Linked DNA regions of Homo sapiens: region 2 is linked to region 1. A link is an interaction called in ENCODE POLR2A ChIA-PET data of the cell type or tissue named here. Cell type or tissue: OCI-LY7. All regions are shown on one strand.

Region 1 (8,000 bases):
CTGAAGTTATGGCTGGCTGATTCTATGATCATTCTCCCTGGGACTTCAAGGTACCAGCTTAAGCCCTCGTTTTCCTCTCTCAGTCCCAGTGATTAGTCCACCATTCACATGTTTTTCTTTTTCTTTTTTTTTTTTCTAGACAGAGTTTCACTCTTCTTGCCCAGGCTGGAGTGCAGCGGCACAATCTTGGCTCACTGCAAACTCCACCTCCCAGGTTCAAACGATTCTCCTGCCTCAGCCTCCTGGGTAGCTGGGACTACAGACTCATACCACTACGCCCGGCTAATTTTTGTATTTTTAGTAGAGACAGGGTTTTGCCATGTTGACCAGGCTGGTCTGGAACTCCTAATCTCAGGTGATCTGCCTGCCTCGGCCTCCCAAAGTGCTGGGATTACAGGTGTGAGCCACCGCACCCGGCCCACTATTCACTCTTTTGCTACAAACCTGGGGTCTGTGAATAAACTTCTCGACTCTTTGGTCTGTTGTCAACTAGGGAAATACACTATTTTACATTTATGCCTTCCTTCCCACCTCCAAAGCAAACAAAGGCTTTCACGGTATAACAATTGGAGAATGAAACAAAAAGATTCCCCTCTGTACACTATTCCCTCATCCCTGAACCCTAAGAGCACAAACGTGCTCTTATTCTCTTTCATTCCAACTTGGACCCTTTAAAAGAGCACAAAGCCACAAAGAATACCAACAGTAGAACCTGATGAACACCATAGGTAAGTGTTATTCATCAACTACTTGAGTTTTTCTTTTGGGAAAACAGAATGAGAGGTTCCAGTAAAAAGAGCAAGAAGGTACATGTACACAATAGAATACTATTCAGTGCTAAAAAGAAAAGCGCTATCAAGTCATGAAAAGACATGGAGGAAATTAAATCCACATTACTAACAGAAGAAGCCAATCTGAAAAGGCTACATACTATACAATTCCAACTCGATGACATTCTGGAAGAGGCAACACTAGGGAGACAGTAAAAAGATCACTGGTTGGGCCGGGCGCGGTGTCTCACACCTGTAATCATGGCACTTTAGGAGGCCAAGGCAGGCGGATCACTTGAGGTGTTAGGAGACCATCCGGGCCAACATGGTGAAACCCCATCTCTACTAAATATACAAAAATTAGCCGGGCATGGTGGTGGGCGCCTGTAATCCCAGCTACCTGGGAAGCTGAGGCAGGAGAATCACTTGGACCTGGGAGGCGGAAGTTGCTGAGAGCCGAGATCCTGTCATTGCACTCCAGCCTAGGCAACAAGACCGAAACTCTGTCTCAAAAAGAAAAAAAAAAAAAAAAAATCAGTGGTTGCCAGGGGTCAGGGGGCGGGGCGAAGGCAGGAAAAAATAAGCAGCACTGAGGATTTTTTGGGCAGTGAAACTACTTTGCATGATACTATAAAGGTGGATGTGTATCATTCTACATTTTTCCAAATCAAAAGAACGTGCAACACCAAGAATAAACCCTAGCCAGGTGCAGTGGTGCATGCCTATAATCCCAGCACTTTGGGAGGCGAAGATAGGTAGATCACTTGAACTCAGGAGTTAGAGACTAGCCTGGGCAACATGGCAAAACCCCATCTCTACAAAAAATACAAAAATTAGCTGGGTGTGGTGGTATGCGCCTATAGTACCGGCTACTCGCGAGGCTGAGGTAGGAGGATTGCCTGAGCCTGGGAGGTCAAGGCTGCACTGTGCCTAGATCTCGCCACTGTACTCCAGCCTGAGCAACAGAGCAAGACAATGGGAAGGAAGGGAGGGAGGGAGGGAGGGAGGTAGAGAGGGGAGAAGAGAGAAACTCTAAGGTAAACTATGGTCTTTAGGTGGTAATGATTTGTCAATATAGGTTCATCAACTATAACAAATGTACCACCCTAGCATGGGATGTTGGTAATGGGGAAGCTATGGGTACAGTAGATATAAAGGAACTCTCTGTACTTCCCACTCAATTTTGTTGTAAACCCAAAACTGCTCCGAAGAAATAAAACCTGTTAAAAATAAACAAAATATTTTTTAAAATACAGAGAGAAAGAGGTGTGGTGCTGCAGATGCCACCCAGGCACTGAAGCCAAGGAACTCCCTGTGGGAGATCTCCCCACTGCAGGCCAGGGCCTGGGAGAGGTGTAGAGTGACACATGTTGGCTTGGCCTGGGGAAGCAGCGATGGAGGATCTGGGATCCTCCTGGCCAGGTAGAGATCCTTTGACTGTATCAGAGCACTCGGGTTGAACAGGTGCTGCACACACAAGGCTCCACGCTGCTAGAACTGACCCTGGGAAGGTGCATGCTCCTCCATTTTTATTCTCACTGCCACCCTGACCATTAGCTCGAGGACTATTCCTACATGCTCGTAACCTCAGCAACTGCTTCTACAGTGACACAATCCAGCTGAAGGACATGCAGAGAGAGAATGTGACTTCCTCAAGTGGTGAATCTCACCTGAGTTTCCTTGCCAGTGGAAACTCTGTCATCTGTAATGAAGTATCTCGGGTCTGTAGCTAGGAGAAGGAGGGGCATCCTCTTCAGGGGACACGTTCCTATGAATACTCACACTGGCTCCATCCTCCAGCCTGCAAAGCCTGGCTGCCTGATGCCGTGAGCCAACACACCACAGCATAAATGCAACAGGAAGAAACAATCAAAGTGTACTGTGAGTCTTCTCAGCCCCCAGCAACCTAAGATAAGTATCACAAACAAGAACACGAGGTCATTTGAGAGGATTCTGCTAATCAAGACCGAATTAGATACTCAGGTATACATAATGCGGAAATCAGGAATACTCACTTTCCATAAATAAGAACCTGTCACCACTTGGCCCTGATTAGCAGTTATTGTAACCCTCAAAATTCATCTTTCCCAAGTGATTTTTCTATGCTGCTCTCTCTTACCATGTGAAGGCTGGTTTTCATAAAATTGCCACCTGATGTATTTCTCCAAAAGCTAAATTCCTCTTCTCTTTCCTCACATGGCCAGTGATTTTTTTGCATATTCGCTATGGCACCTTTCATGCAAAACCAAAACACCTTCTAACAAACTGTACTTCCTCTTCTCAGTATATTGTGAAAATTAATTCTCCTCAGCCTTGTTTCCCTCCTCCTGTCAACCCAAGGCCCCCATTTTCTAAGATGCTCTTTCCCCTGTGGTTCCTCCTACTCTTGCATTTCTCTAAATTTTCATGGGTTTTGTAGGTTTCTCTGCATAAAATGGCAACTCATTCTATCATGTTGTATTCTTTCTAACACCAGTCCACAACATAGGGTGCTAAGACTACACAGAGAAGGAATATTCAAGCACCCAGCACCAAGCCTGGCACCAGGTCACCCAAGGCCAGGGGCATCCTTGCTCCCTGACTAAGTCCTCCATGCCTCACTCTGCTCCCCTGTAAAAGGCCGATGCCAGGGCCTCCCTCACGAGCTGATGCGAGGGACACACGAGCACAGCACACCTGCAATAAATGTGGACTTTACCCCCCTCCCCACATGCGGCCTCTCAGCTCTCTACCTGGAATAAAATCTCTGTGAGCAGGATGGGGATTCACACCTTTCCTGTATTTCTTTAAAGCATTTTCATGAAGTGGAATATGCAGGAGATGGGGGTTTTTGTTTGTTTGTTTTGAGACGGAGTCTTGTTCTGTCACCCAGGCTGGGGTGCAGTGGCGCAATCTCACTCACTGCAACCTCCACCTCCCGGGTTCAAGTGATTCTCCTGCCTCAGCCTCCCGAGAAGCTGGGATTACAGTCATGCACCACCACACCTGGTTAATTTTTGTATTTTTAGTAGAGACGGGGTTTCACCATGTTGGCCAGGCTGGTCTCGAACTCCTGACCTCAGGTGATGTGCCCACCTCAGCCTTCCAAAGTGCTGAGATTACAGGCGTGAGACACCATGCACAATGGTATTAAACAATGTTTTCCAGTTCCTGGTGGTTCTGGTTCTTGTTGGGTGATGAGATTTTGTAACTTATTTACCACGTCATGTACCATATACATGTTTAAAACTTTCTTTTAAAAAAGTTAAATACATACAATGTTTATTGTGGCACTATTCACAATAGCAAAGACTTGGAACCAACCCAAATGTCCATCAGTGATAGACTGGATTAAGAAAATACGGCACATATACACCATGGAATACTATGCAGCCATAAAAAAGGATGAGTTCATGTCCTTTATAGGGACATGGATGAAGCTGGAAACCATCATTCTCAGCAAACTATCACAAGGACAGAAAACCAAACACTGCATGTTCTCACTCATAGGTGGGAGTTGAACAATGAGAACACATGGACACAGGACAGGGAACATCACACAATGGGGCCTGTTAGGTAGTAGGAGGCTGGGGGAGGGATAGCATTAGGAGAAATACCTAATGTAAATGACGAGTTGATGGGTGCAGCAAACCAACATGGCACATGTATACCTATGTAACAAATCTGCACGGTGTGCACATGTACCCTAGAGCTTAAAGTATATTAAAAAAAAATTTTTATAAGTTAAATATATACAAAACAAAGAAAACATCATCATGAACCCCTATGTACTCATCACTCAGCTTCAACAATTACTAACTCACGGCCAAAATTATTTCATCCTAGGCCCCCATTTAATTCCTTCCCAGAAATCACTGGAGATTATATTGAAGCAAGTATCATATATCAGATTCAAATATAAGAATTTTATGAAGTAGTTCTTTTGTTTGTGTTTTTTGTTTTTGTTTGTTGTTTTGTTTTGTTTTTGAGATGGAGTTTTGCTCTTATTGCCCAGGCTGGAGTGCAATGACGCGATCTCGGCTCACCACAACCTCCGCCTCCCAGGTTCAAGTGATTCACCTGCCTCAGCCTCCCAAAGTAGCTGGGATTAAAGGCATGCGCCACCACACCCGGCTAATTTTGTATTTTTAGTAGAGATGGGGTTTCTCCATGTTGGTCAGGCTGGTCTCGAATGCCCGACCTCAGGTGATCCGCCCGCCTCAGCCTCCCAAAGGGCTGGGATTACAGGCGTGAGCCACCGCGCCCGGCAAAGTAGTATTTTCAACAATAAGAAGCATAACAAAGCTGTTTTCCCTAAGAAAACAAATTCTCTACTCATTAAATAAAGTTACAGCCATCATACTCTATCTGATCCCTGTTGCACACAGTAAGATAAAGGTGACCCAGGAAAGACACAGCAGGCCTTAGTTGATTCCTGGTGGCACACAGCTGGCCAGGTGACCATGGGCAGGACACCTGCCCTCCCAGACCTCACTCCCTGGGGCTAAAACCAGGACATAAGGAATCCTACTCCACTCGCCTACATGAGCCCCTGCTCTCACGGGACAGCAAGGACTTTCTACTTCCCTATTTATGTTCTCAGTGTTTCCCTCGGATTTCCAGAATCAGCTCCTCTAGACAGAGTAACTTAGCTCGTACTTGCTCTTTGTCAAAAATAGAATGAATAAATATATATATATTCAAACAGCAAAGTCTTCTCGAGGAACAAATTTCCTCCATATTACTCTTTTATGTGGGGGGCGGGGGGGGGAATCATTCCATTATCTTTTTTTCCCCTCCAGTCTCTTAAAATGCAAAAAAAAAAAAAAAAAAAAATACAGAGCAATGTCTTACTCATGTCTCTCTGTGGGTCTCTGTACTTATGGGGCAAGTATCAGCAATTCTCGCGCTCCCTCCCTGCCCCTTGGATGAGATGGCCAGTCTACCCCATACAACTCACCTGCTAAAAAATAACCTATGAGGTTGGCAGGTGCCTTTGGGGAGGGTGCAACCCCTGAGGGTCCACTGCTATCCCCTCAAAGTAGACAGTGCTCCTCTAGAGTCTAATTCCTTTTCACAAATGCATAAACATGTTACATATCATCTCCCCATAAATGATATTATTTGAATACAGCTTTATTTTTATTTTTATTTATTTTTTTTTTTTTGAGACGGGGTCTCACTCTTTCACCCAGGCTGGAGTGCAATGGCGTGATCTCGAGCACAACTTTAAAACAAAAAAATTAACTCAGACTTCGTTTTTGAATTGTTTTGTATACTTCCTTGAATATGCCCTGCCAATTCTAAGATTTAAATATTTACATGTTCTAGTAAGACAATCACCACTACCTTAGAACATAAAATATCACATAATCACCCCACAGACCCCTGCAGACCAAGAGTCAAAACACTCTATTGCTATTTTAAAAAGCAGTTCCCAATTCCTATTTTTAACCTCACAAATAAACAGAATAAGACAAAATTACATCTGACTTATGACTTGGAATACTGAAATTTCACTCTACACAGTTGGGAAAATATTCAAATCCATGATTCTACCGCAAGGCAGGGAGGGCTGGGCATTTTCCATACACCTGGAGAATAGCCACTCACTTGCTTTCCACTGGTTTTCCGTGGATGAAGTAACGAACATGGAATTAAACTATAGCTTGAACACTGATAAATCTAAGTCACACAAACCTTCAGGCCTGACCTCTGCAGGGCAGTGGACTTTAGTGTGCTTCCAAGCAGTGTTTTCTGAATGGTCTTCTGAGAAGAAGTTGGACTAATTTTTCTGTGTGTGTGTATGTGTGTGTGTGTGTGTGTTTTTTAAGTGATTCCATGGAAATTGATGAATTAAGTAAAACCTCCATTATTTAGCTCACACTACCAAGAGGTGGTCTGCCTTCACCAGTTTGTAACTGGTCCACAGTAAGTACAGAAATTGAGAGTAAACACTTAGAAAATTCTATATAGCAATTGGACAAAGTGATTTACACTGATTCTGATTTTTTAAAACGTGCCTGTATTTTATTTTTTCAAATATTTCATTTTTATTGAATTTGCAAAAGTTTATCAGCCTGAAAATAATTTTTTTGTTTGTTTGTTTTTGGAGATAGGGTCTTGCTCTGTCACTCACGCTGGAGTGCTATGGCACAATCTCGGCTCACTACAGGCTCAACCTCCAAGGCTCAAGCGATCCTCCCACCTCTCACCTCAGCCTCCCAAGTAGCTGGGACTACTGGCACATGCCACCATTCTGGACCAATTTTTAAATTTTTGGTGGAGATGAGGTTTCATCATGTTGCCCAGACTGGTCTTGAACTCCTGGGCTCAAGCTATCTGCCCACCTCAGCCTCCCAAAGTGTTAGAATTACAGGCATGAGCCACTGCGCCCAGCCCTGAAACAGATAATAAACTTTCAGATGATTTCAGAAGCACTCATCTAAGTCAACCCACCAGAATCTCCATTTTTTTTGGCAATCTCCCTCTACATTTGTAGGAGGTAGGGAGTGGCAAGATAAACAGAGAAAGTGAGCTGAGACTCTGTATTTTTAGACAGAAAAAAGCTAGGATTAGGATCTGTAACACTTATATTTTTATATCTACAACTAAAATGCCAAATTTCTTCAATTATAAAATGCCATGAATTATAAACCACACTGTGACATATAATACAGTGTTGATGGGTCCTGATTTCAGAAATAGAAAAATTTATGCAAACTAAAGTTCAAGTCTGGAATGATCATACCTCAGTAAGCAAAAACATCAAGTATTCATTATACTCATTACACACACAAAAGGAAATAGTCTTTTTTTTTTTTTTTTTTTTTTTTTTTTTTTTTTTTTTTTGAGACAGGGTCTCATCCTGTTGCCCAGGCTGGAGTTCAGTGGTGCGATATAGCTCACTGTAACCACAAACACCTGGGCTCAAACACTCCTCCCACCTTAGTCTCCTGAGTACCTGGAGCTACAAGCATGTACCACCATGCCTGGCTAAATTTTTCATCCTTATTTTTGAAGAGGCGGGGTCTAGCTATGTTGCTTGGGCTGGTCTTAAACTCCTGGCCACATGTGATCCTCTCACCTCAGCCTCCCAAAGCACTGGAATTACAGGCTGAGCCACCGCGCCTGGCTAATCATGTTTTTTAAAAGCCTTCCAGGTTGAAGTTAAAGGCAAAAAAAATTTCTAGATGAATAAGAGCCCATTACTAAGCATCAGCTATGCACAAAGCATCCTAAGAGACAAAA
Region 2 (8,000 bases), 87 kb after region 1:
GGAGTTCCATTTTCTAGCCAGGAGACTGAGAAGGCATTGCACAGTGCAATTGCAAGTGCAGTGAAGGAACTCTAGGCTCAGGGGCCCAGGGTAGCACAGCTAGGAGGTGGTAAAAGCTGCCTTTGGGCCTGGGTCTTCCAGCTCCACATCGTGCATCATTCTCCTTTACCCAGTATTGCCTTCTCAGTAACAGAAGCAAACAGTGTTCCGGGAACAGAGAAAAAGGAGGGCTGTGTGGGGAGCGGGCAGCATCTGCATCAGGTCTGGAGGAGCCAAGCAGACTGACAGTAAGGGACAGCGTCACAGTCCAGCTATAGCAAGGGGGCTGCTTAGAATCCCCTAACCACTTTCCAGCACCGAATGAATGCATGGTGGGAGCAGGGCACACACAAAAATGTCTTCTCAAATAAATGTCTTTTTTTTCCTCTTTCTTAAAAAAAAAATCTTTAGCCTTGACTTATAGAGCTGGAAAGAGACATAAGCCTATGATATGCAAGAAATATGAACAGAGATTTTATTTTTCAACTAAAGCACGGGGGAGGGAAGAGTTAAAAGTTACGGACAATTTAATCACATCTGGGGAAACATGACTCTTGAAACAAAGAATCACCCAGAAAATCCCCTCTGGGGCCTGAACTTCTGCCATTAATGATTTTTCCTTCTTAAGGGAAAAAAGGTTAACAAAGTGTAGCCATTTTTCTAAATAGGGTCACACAGCCCTTTCCCAAGCAGATATCTGCCTGGAGGAGAATTAACACCATGTACAAATCCCTGGCCTGAATGCAAATCTCCCTAATCTACTTCTGGAGAGGCTCCTGCTTTTGTTTAAAGCCCCCGAGACCCTGCCAGCTGAGGTCCAGCCATAAGCAGAGACGGTAATTAAATTTTGTCAAGGGTCCACTGCCCTCAGCCTAGGGAAAGTCATCCTTGAGTGAAGGCTGGACGGCCCTGGAACCCCCTTGGCTATGCCCACCCAAACTGAGGCAAACCACAGGCTTGGGGTACTTGGATAATTGAAGACATGAAAAGCACTGAAGATAAAAATTCACATGAAAACTACCACAGCCAGTCTCCTGCATGGCTTCCTCCCAGTTGTCTTCTTGAAAATAAAAGAATCCTAGGATCACCCAGACAAAGGGGGGTGGTATCCATAATTTTGACAGATCTAAAAAAAACTCTTCATCAGCAGTGTCCTCCCCTGAGACAAGGAGATTGTTATTTACTTACCTAAGAGGCAACCTCGGCCAGGCATGGTGGCTCACACCTATAATCCCAGCACTTTGGGAGGCCGAGGTGGGTGGATCACCTGAGGTCAGGAGATCGAGACCAGCCTGGCAAACATGGTGAAACCGTGTCTCTACCAAAAATACAAAAACTAGCCAGGCATGGTGGTGTGTGCCTGTGGTCCCAGCTACTCGGGAGGCTAAGGCAGGAGAATCGCTTGAACCCGGGAGGCGGAAGCTACAGTGAGCCAAGATTGTGCCCCTGCACTCCAGCCTGGTCAACAGAGTGAGACTCCATCTCAAAAAAAAAAGCGGCGGGGGGGAACCTCCATGGTGTTGGGCCAGCTTCCTACGTGGGAGAGCGTGAAAGCTGAGTGGATTTGGGGGACCTTTTGTAACGAAAGCTTAGAATAGACACTCCTGACAATAACCTGCTCAAACCCATCCTATACTCAATTGTAATGATACAACAGCAAGGGGAGGACAGGGCCTTATGAGTGATTATGAGCCAGGCATGTATGTTGTTAACACCCACCGCACAACAAACCTACAGGGGTGGGTATGTCACCAGTGTTTGACACGTGAGGAAACTGAGGCCCAGAAGCTTCAACATAGCTGGCCTGTAGTCAGTGCCATTAGGTGGGAGAGGCAAGATTTGAACTCAGTTCCCGCAACAAGCACCTGGAGCATGGCTCTGCTGTTTCTGGCAATTTCAGACCATCAGAGGAAAGCTCACTCGTACTTGCCCAGTTTCCAGTGAAGCAGCTGGCAGACAGCTGTTCAGGGACCAGACTTCCCAGATCATGATTTACGCCCTTCATCTGTCCCTCCCTGAACCATGAACATCCGACCAAGCACCCCCAAAGAAGGCCAGAGGGAACACAAATGCAATTAGTGAGTTCCAGATTTTCAATCCCTCCAATATTTCCACCCCTAACAGGAAGGCCACAACAACTCTCCGAGTCCTCAAATGTCAGTGACAGCAGGAAGAGTAGCCAGAACGTCCTGGGCTACCCCACTTTTCCAAAGCAGCATTGAAAATCCTCTTTCAAGGACTATTAGAGACACAAGGATTTACCAAGATTTTTCTGCTATGGAATTCTGTGGAATCTGTTATGGTAGAATTCTTTGATTACTCAAATTCTACCATAACAAAAGGCAATTATTTGGAATAAATGAATGGGAAATAAAAACTTACTTATACATTTTAATTTATAAATTTCACAGTTTGGGACATTCTGAATCTATGGGGGGAAATGCGTTGAAAAAAAATCACAAAAGGAAACTGACATAGGGCAAAATTCATTATTTTAAAAACAGACTATCTCTAGACATTGGGATTATTGGAATAGTTTTTTTTCTTTTTTTCTTTTTTTTTTTTTTTTTGAGACAGAGTCTCGCTCTGTCGCCCAGGGGCGCCATCTCGGCTCACTGCAACTTCTGCCTCCCGGATTCAGGCAATTCTCACCTCAGCCTTGGAGTAGCTGAGATTACAGGCACTCCCAACCACGCCCAGCTAATTTTTTTGTATTTTTATTAGAGACGGGGTTTCACCGTGTTAGCCAGGATGGTCTCGATCTCCTGACCTCGTGATCCACCCGCCTTGGCGTCCCAAAGTGCTGGGATTATAGGCATCAGCCACCGCACCCGGCTAGTATCACCATATTAGCCAGGATGGTCTTGATCTCCTGACCTCATGATCCACCCGCCTCAGCCTCCCAAAGTGCTGGGATTACAGGCGTGAGCCACCGCGTCCGGCCAGTTTTTATTTTCTTTTACTGGACTAAATCTTCTAATTTATCTATAATAGCATATATTATTTATATAATAAATAAGTTATCAAAATACATCTGAATAACTTAGCTTACTCATAAATTTATTCTGTTAGACATTTAGTAATTATTAAAATACATATGTATATACCAGAAATTGAGAGAAAAAGACGCCCCCACTAATACTCCCTGCTCCCTGCCGCAATTCTCAGAGGCCAATTATTTGTCTTTTTTTCCCTTGGTGAGATAAGGCTTCCTCTAGTTTGTAAATTCCTGAACAAGACCACAGAAAACATCATCCACTGAAGGACAGAGATTCCTCTCTCCAGCAGGAAGCAAGCAGTGAGATTCTGCTCTGACTGTTATGAAACTTCAAGCACTACCACACTGTAAGAGTTGTGAAAGGAAAATGAATTTTGGAACCCCCCAATCACTAAGTCAAAGGGAAAAGTCAAGCTGGGAGCTGCTTAGGGCAAAACTGCCTCCCATTCTATTCCTAAAAAAAGATAGCTACTAAGAAAAAAAAGCTATCTACTTACCTCCCTCACAAGGAGTTTCCTTGTGGACAAAGGACAAACAACTCAAACTCATCCCTGTGCTCACTGAGATAAGAGCATATCTGATTGCCCACTTTGGAAGGGCTAATAAGAAATGCAAAATAATGCAACCATTTGTCTCTTATCTACCTCTGACCTGGAAGCCCCCACCCACTTCCAGTTGTCCCACCTTTCCAGAAGGTACCAATGTACATCTTATATAAATGTGTGTGTGTGTGTGTGTGTGTGTGTGTGTGTGTGTGTGTGTGTATATATATATATATTTTTTTTTTTTGAGACAGAGTCTTGCTCTGTCACTCAGACTGGAGTGCAGTGGCACAATTTCGGCTCATCACAAACTCCACCTCCCAGGTTCAAGCAACATGATTCTCCTGCCTCAGCCTCCCAAGTAGCTGGGATTATAGGCATGTGCCACCATGCCCAGCTAATTTTTGTATTTTTAGTAGAGACAGGGTTTCGCCATGTTGGCCAGGCTGGTCTCAAACTCCTGACCTCAGGTGATCTGCCTGCCTCGGCCTCCCACAGTGCTGGGATTACAGGCGTGAGCCACCACGCCTGACCATCTTACATATTTTGAAGTCTTATGTTTCTGTAAAATGTATAAAACCAAGCTGTGCTCCAACCACCCAGGGCCCATGTCATCAGGATCTCCTAAGGCTATGTCAACGGTGTGTACCCTTAACTTTGGCAAAATAAACTTCCTAAATTGACTGAGACCTATCTCAGATTTGGGGGGTTCAGTGTTAAAGGTGGGAATGACCCCAAAGCAATCTTGCTGGAACCTGGAAATTATTTCTGGCATTTCTAGCACTAGCACATTTACCTAGCATTTCTGTATCAAACACAGAGGACTTGTGTAGAAAAAGTGATGTATACCTGGCCAAAGCAGCTTCCTCATGCAAAAAAATTCCACAGGTAGAACAGCAAGTGACATATAGCTGTGTCTTTAAAAAGTAAGAACACACACAACACCGAGAAGCTCCTGCTAATACCAAGGTGTAAGATAAGGAGTTATTAAATAATTAACATCTTTTTGGGGAAGACGGAATGTCTCCAAATGTATTTTCCTAAGGCTGCCTGTAATTTTTACTCCAATTTAGACACAAGCACAATCTCTGGGAATACATGCCCAAGTATATTTATGTTTCCAACCAACTGTCTTTGGGATGTGCTGAAGGCCCTACTGCCACAGCTAATTCCTCTGAGGATAGAGACAAACGTGTATCCCAAGTCACATAGAGATAACCCCCATAAGTAAGTTCAAGCATTAACAACTGCCAGAACAAATAATTTTTAAAAAATTCATAAACAAATGAATCCATAAATCAATTTAATTGTGGTAACAATCCCTTTAAAATAAACACCAGGGGAGGGAAGTGGTTAATATATCTATCGCATGATGTTAGCTATCACTTTAAAAGCCTCAAAACAATGCTTATAATAGTAAAATCCCTGTGGATTATGTCTCAGTGCTACTGAGTCTCACTACGAATATGCTAAAATCACTGCTGAAGATCTAAGGTCTGTTACTTATTGTAGGTGCTGCATAACAAATTACCCCCGAATGCAATGCCTTCACATAAACACAATCTCACAGATTTCATGAGTCAGGAATTTGAGAGCGGCATAACTAGGTGGTTCTTTCACTGAGTTGGACTCAGAATGTGGGCAGGAGCTACAATCATCTGAAGGTTTGCCAGGGCTGAGGACCCATTCCAACATGGGGTACTCACATGGCTGTTGACAATGGGCAACATGCAGTTTCCCACTTTGTGGGACTCTCCATCAGCTGCTGAAGCACCTTCACAATATGGCAGCGGACTTCTTTCAGAGGAAGCAATCCGTGAGAGAACAAGGAGAAGACACAGTGCCTTTTGTCACTTGGTCTCTGCGATCACATGCCATCCTTTCCACTTGATTCTATACACTGTGATTCACTTCTAAGTCCAACCCACATCTAAGGGGAAGGGAATCAGGCTCTGTCCCTTAAAGGGAGGAGAACTGAAGATTTGTAGACTTTACTTTGAAACCACCAGGATGAGGTATTTGTGCTTTGGGGGCAGGGTGGAGGGGAGAAGGAGAGTGTTAAAAAATAAAGTCAGGATCCAGAAATTACCAGTTCACCAATTACTAATGGTTTATATGAAAAGTTTCAGGGAAGGTTTCTTAGAAGGGAATGGTTGCACAGCGTTATTTTTAAAAGTGCCTCTGAGATAAATTGTTTAATTATTTGGGACACATGTGCTTAGGCTGTTTGAGAAGTTGCACCTGAGTTTGTTGTGTAACCTGTTTGGTTTTTCACAGATTATGAATCATTGAAGATACCAAAGGACTGTTTTAGAAAAAGTGAAGAAAAGGAGCAAAAGAGGACCCCTGTGTATACCTTCATGTCATTCATGGAGTTGTGCATTCTATATTTATATTTTCTTTGTTTGCTTTTGAGACGGAGTCTTGCTCTGTCACCCAGGCTGGAGTGCAGCGGCACAATCTCAACTCACTGCAACCTCACCCTGCCAGGTTCAAGTGATTCTCCTGCCTCAGCCTCCCAAGTAGCTGCGACTACAGGCATGCACCACCATGCCCAGCTAATTTTTGTATTTTTAGTAGAGACGGGGTTTCACCATATTGGCCAGGCTGGTCTTGGACTCCTGACCTCGTGATCCACCCACCTCGGCCTCCCAAAGTGCTGCGATTACAGGCGTGAGCCACTGCGCCTGGCCTATATTTATATATTTAACCATTCACGGCATGTGTATCTTATTAGTCTTGGAATGCTCATATTCTTACTGTCTTCTTTTGGGGGTAAATCAGCAACTCAGCAGAACATTATCACACTGAGAGGCTCAGTAAATATTTTGAGATCAATTAGAAGCCATTTGGCTGATCATTGTATTCTGAAAATAATCACTCAGGCAGTAATATTACATTATAAAGGCTTTCCGTTTATGTTTCATCAGACAGAATTGGAAGACTGGTCTCATCCAAGTTTTGTTTTAATTGGCAATGCTGGGTAGTCATTCAATAATTACTCAGATTTTCCCACAAACATAAATTCTGGCCATTTTGCAGTGATTCTCACAGTGTAGTCCCACTGGATCCTGCTGGTGGTCTGCAAGGATGAACTTTTATTACAAAATGTGAATCTATAATTACTGCCCTTGTCTTACCAACAATTCTCATCCTCACTCCAGTCTCCAAGGCTCAGCTCAGACCCACTGCTTGGTTAAGCCTTTCCTGACCTCTTCAGCTTAAAAGATGTCCCCATTCTACTCCCACCAGTATCTGTACTCCTTCGGCAGATCAGGGACCGTGTCTTCCTCCTTTACATGTTTGCCCAGATTTATAACTGTACTATGGAGGACAGTCAAGACACACTGTTGTTCCTAAATGTACTTTTATTTTTTTGTATGATCAATTATCCTATTTCACTTTACAAAGTACCATTTTCTCTATTAATCCTAAAGTGGATTACATGTGACCATGTGTTTGTGGTTTTCTTTTTTTTCCCTTTTCTTCTTTTTTGAGACAGAGTCTTGCTTTGTTGCCCAGGCTGGAGGTGCAGTGGTGCTATCACAGCTCACTACAGCCTCTCTCTCCTGGGCTCAAGTGATCCTCCCACTTCAGCCTCCTGAGTAGTTGGGACTACAGGCACGTGCCACCATGCCTGGCAATTTTATTTATTTATTTATTTATTTTTTGAGACGGATTCTCACTCTGTTTCCCAGGCTGGAGTGCAGTGGTGCGATCTCAGCTCACTGCAACCTCCGCCTCCCAGGTTCATGCCATTCTCCTGCCTCAGCCTCCCAAGTAGCTGGGACTACAGGCGCCTGCCACCATGCCCGGCTAATTTTTTGTATTTTTAGTAGTATTTCTATCTCCTGACCCCATGATCCACCTGCCTCAGCCTCCCAAAGTGTCGTTTTTATTTTTTATAGGGTCAGGATCTCCCTATGTGGCCCAGGCTGGTCTTGAACTCCTGGGCTCAAGTGAGCTTCCCACCTCGGCCACCAAAAGTGCTTGGATTATAGGCATGAGCCACCGCACCCAGCAAGTGTTTGCTTCTATAATGACAAGTGGGAACAATAGGTCTGCGGGTCAGCAAGGTCAAATGCCCAACAATTGGGCATTTGTAAACAACTCAATTGTAAAATGATTCACAAACTGGAATTAGTTTGAGAAGCACTGACCCAAGATAATACTGACAATAATCAAACTAAAAACATCCAGAGCTCTAAGAAGCATACCTTTCCTACATGGTGGCCTCCTGAGTTCTCAGAATCACGTCTACAAGGAATCTCATAATCGGTGAATGAGCAGCCAGGGCAGGTCTGACTAGCCTGGTATGTACACATCACGCAAGTTGACCACACGGAATCAACCCAGTAAGTCAACGACAGAAGAGAAGAGATTCACAAGGAAGAAAATGCAGTGACAGCAGCCTGGACCAT

Evidence for each region. ChIA-PET counts read pairs that join two places held together with the same protein. Peaks named below come from ENCODE experiments on the same cell type or tissue, not always from the same donor. Only the 100,000 strongest peaks of a DNase experiment are listed, where the experiment ranks them.
Region 2: POLR2A ChIA-PET joins it to region 1 with 13 read pairs; 2 of 35 experiments call an interaction of 5 or more read pairs at or near these places.

The regions. Positions count from the first base shown.
Region 1 is chr15:62,574,181-62,582,180 of GRCh38, reverse strand. All of the region lies in intron 1 of TLN2 (talin 2), which reads right to left. Among named protein-coding and RNA genes, the nearest start is that of MGC15885, 67 kb to the left of the region's middle. In OCI-LY7, no CTCF peak of the experiment used is centred here; DNase peaks (open chromatin) are centred at 3,010 and 7,660; H3K4me3 peaks cover 1,453 bases.
Region 2 is chr15:62,487,153-62,495,152 of GRCh38, reverse strand. All of the region lies in intron 1 of TLN2 (talin 2), which reads right to left. Among named protein-coding and RNA genes, the nearest start is that of TLN2, 100 kb to the right of the region's middle. In OCI-LY7, no CTCF peak of the experiment used is centred here; no DNase peak of the experiment used is centred here.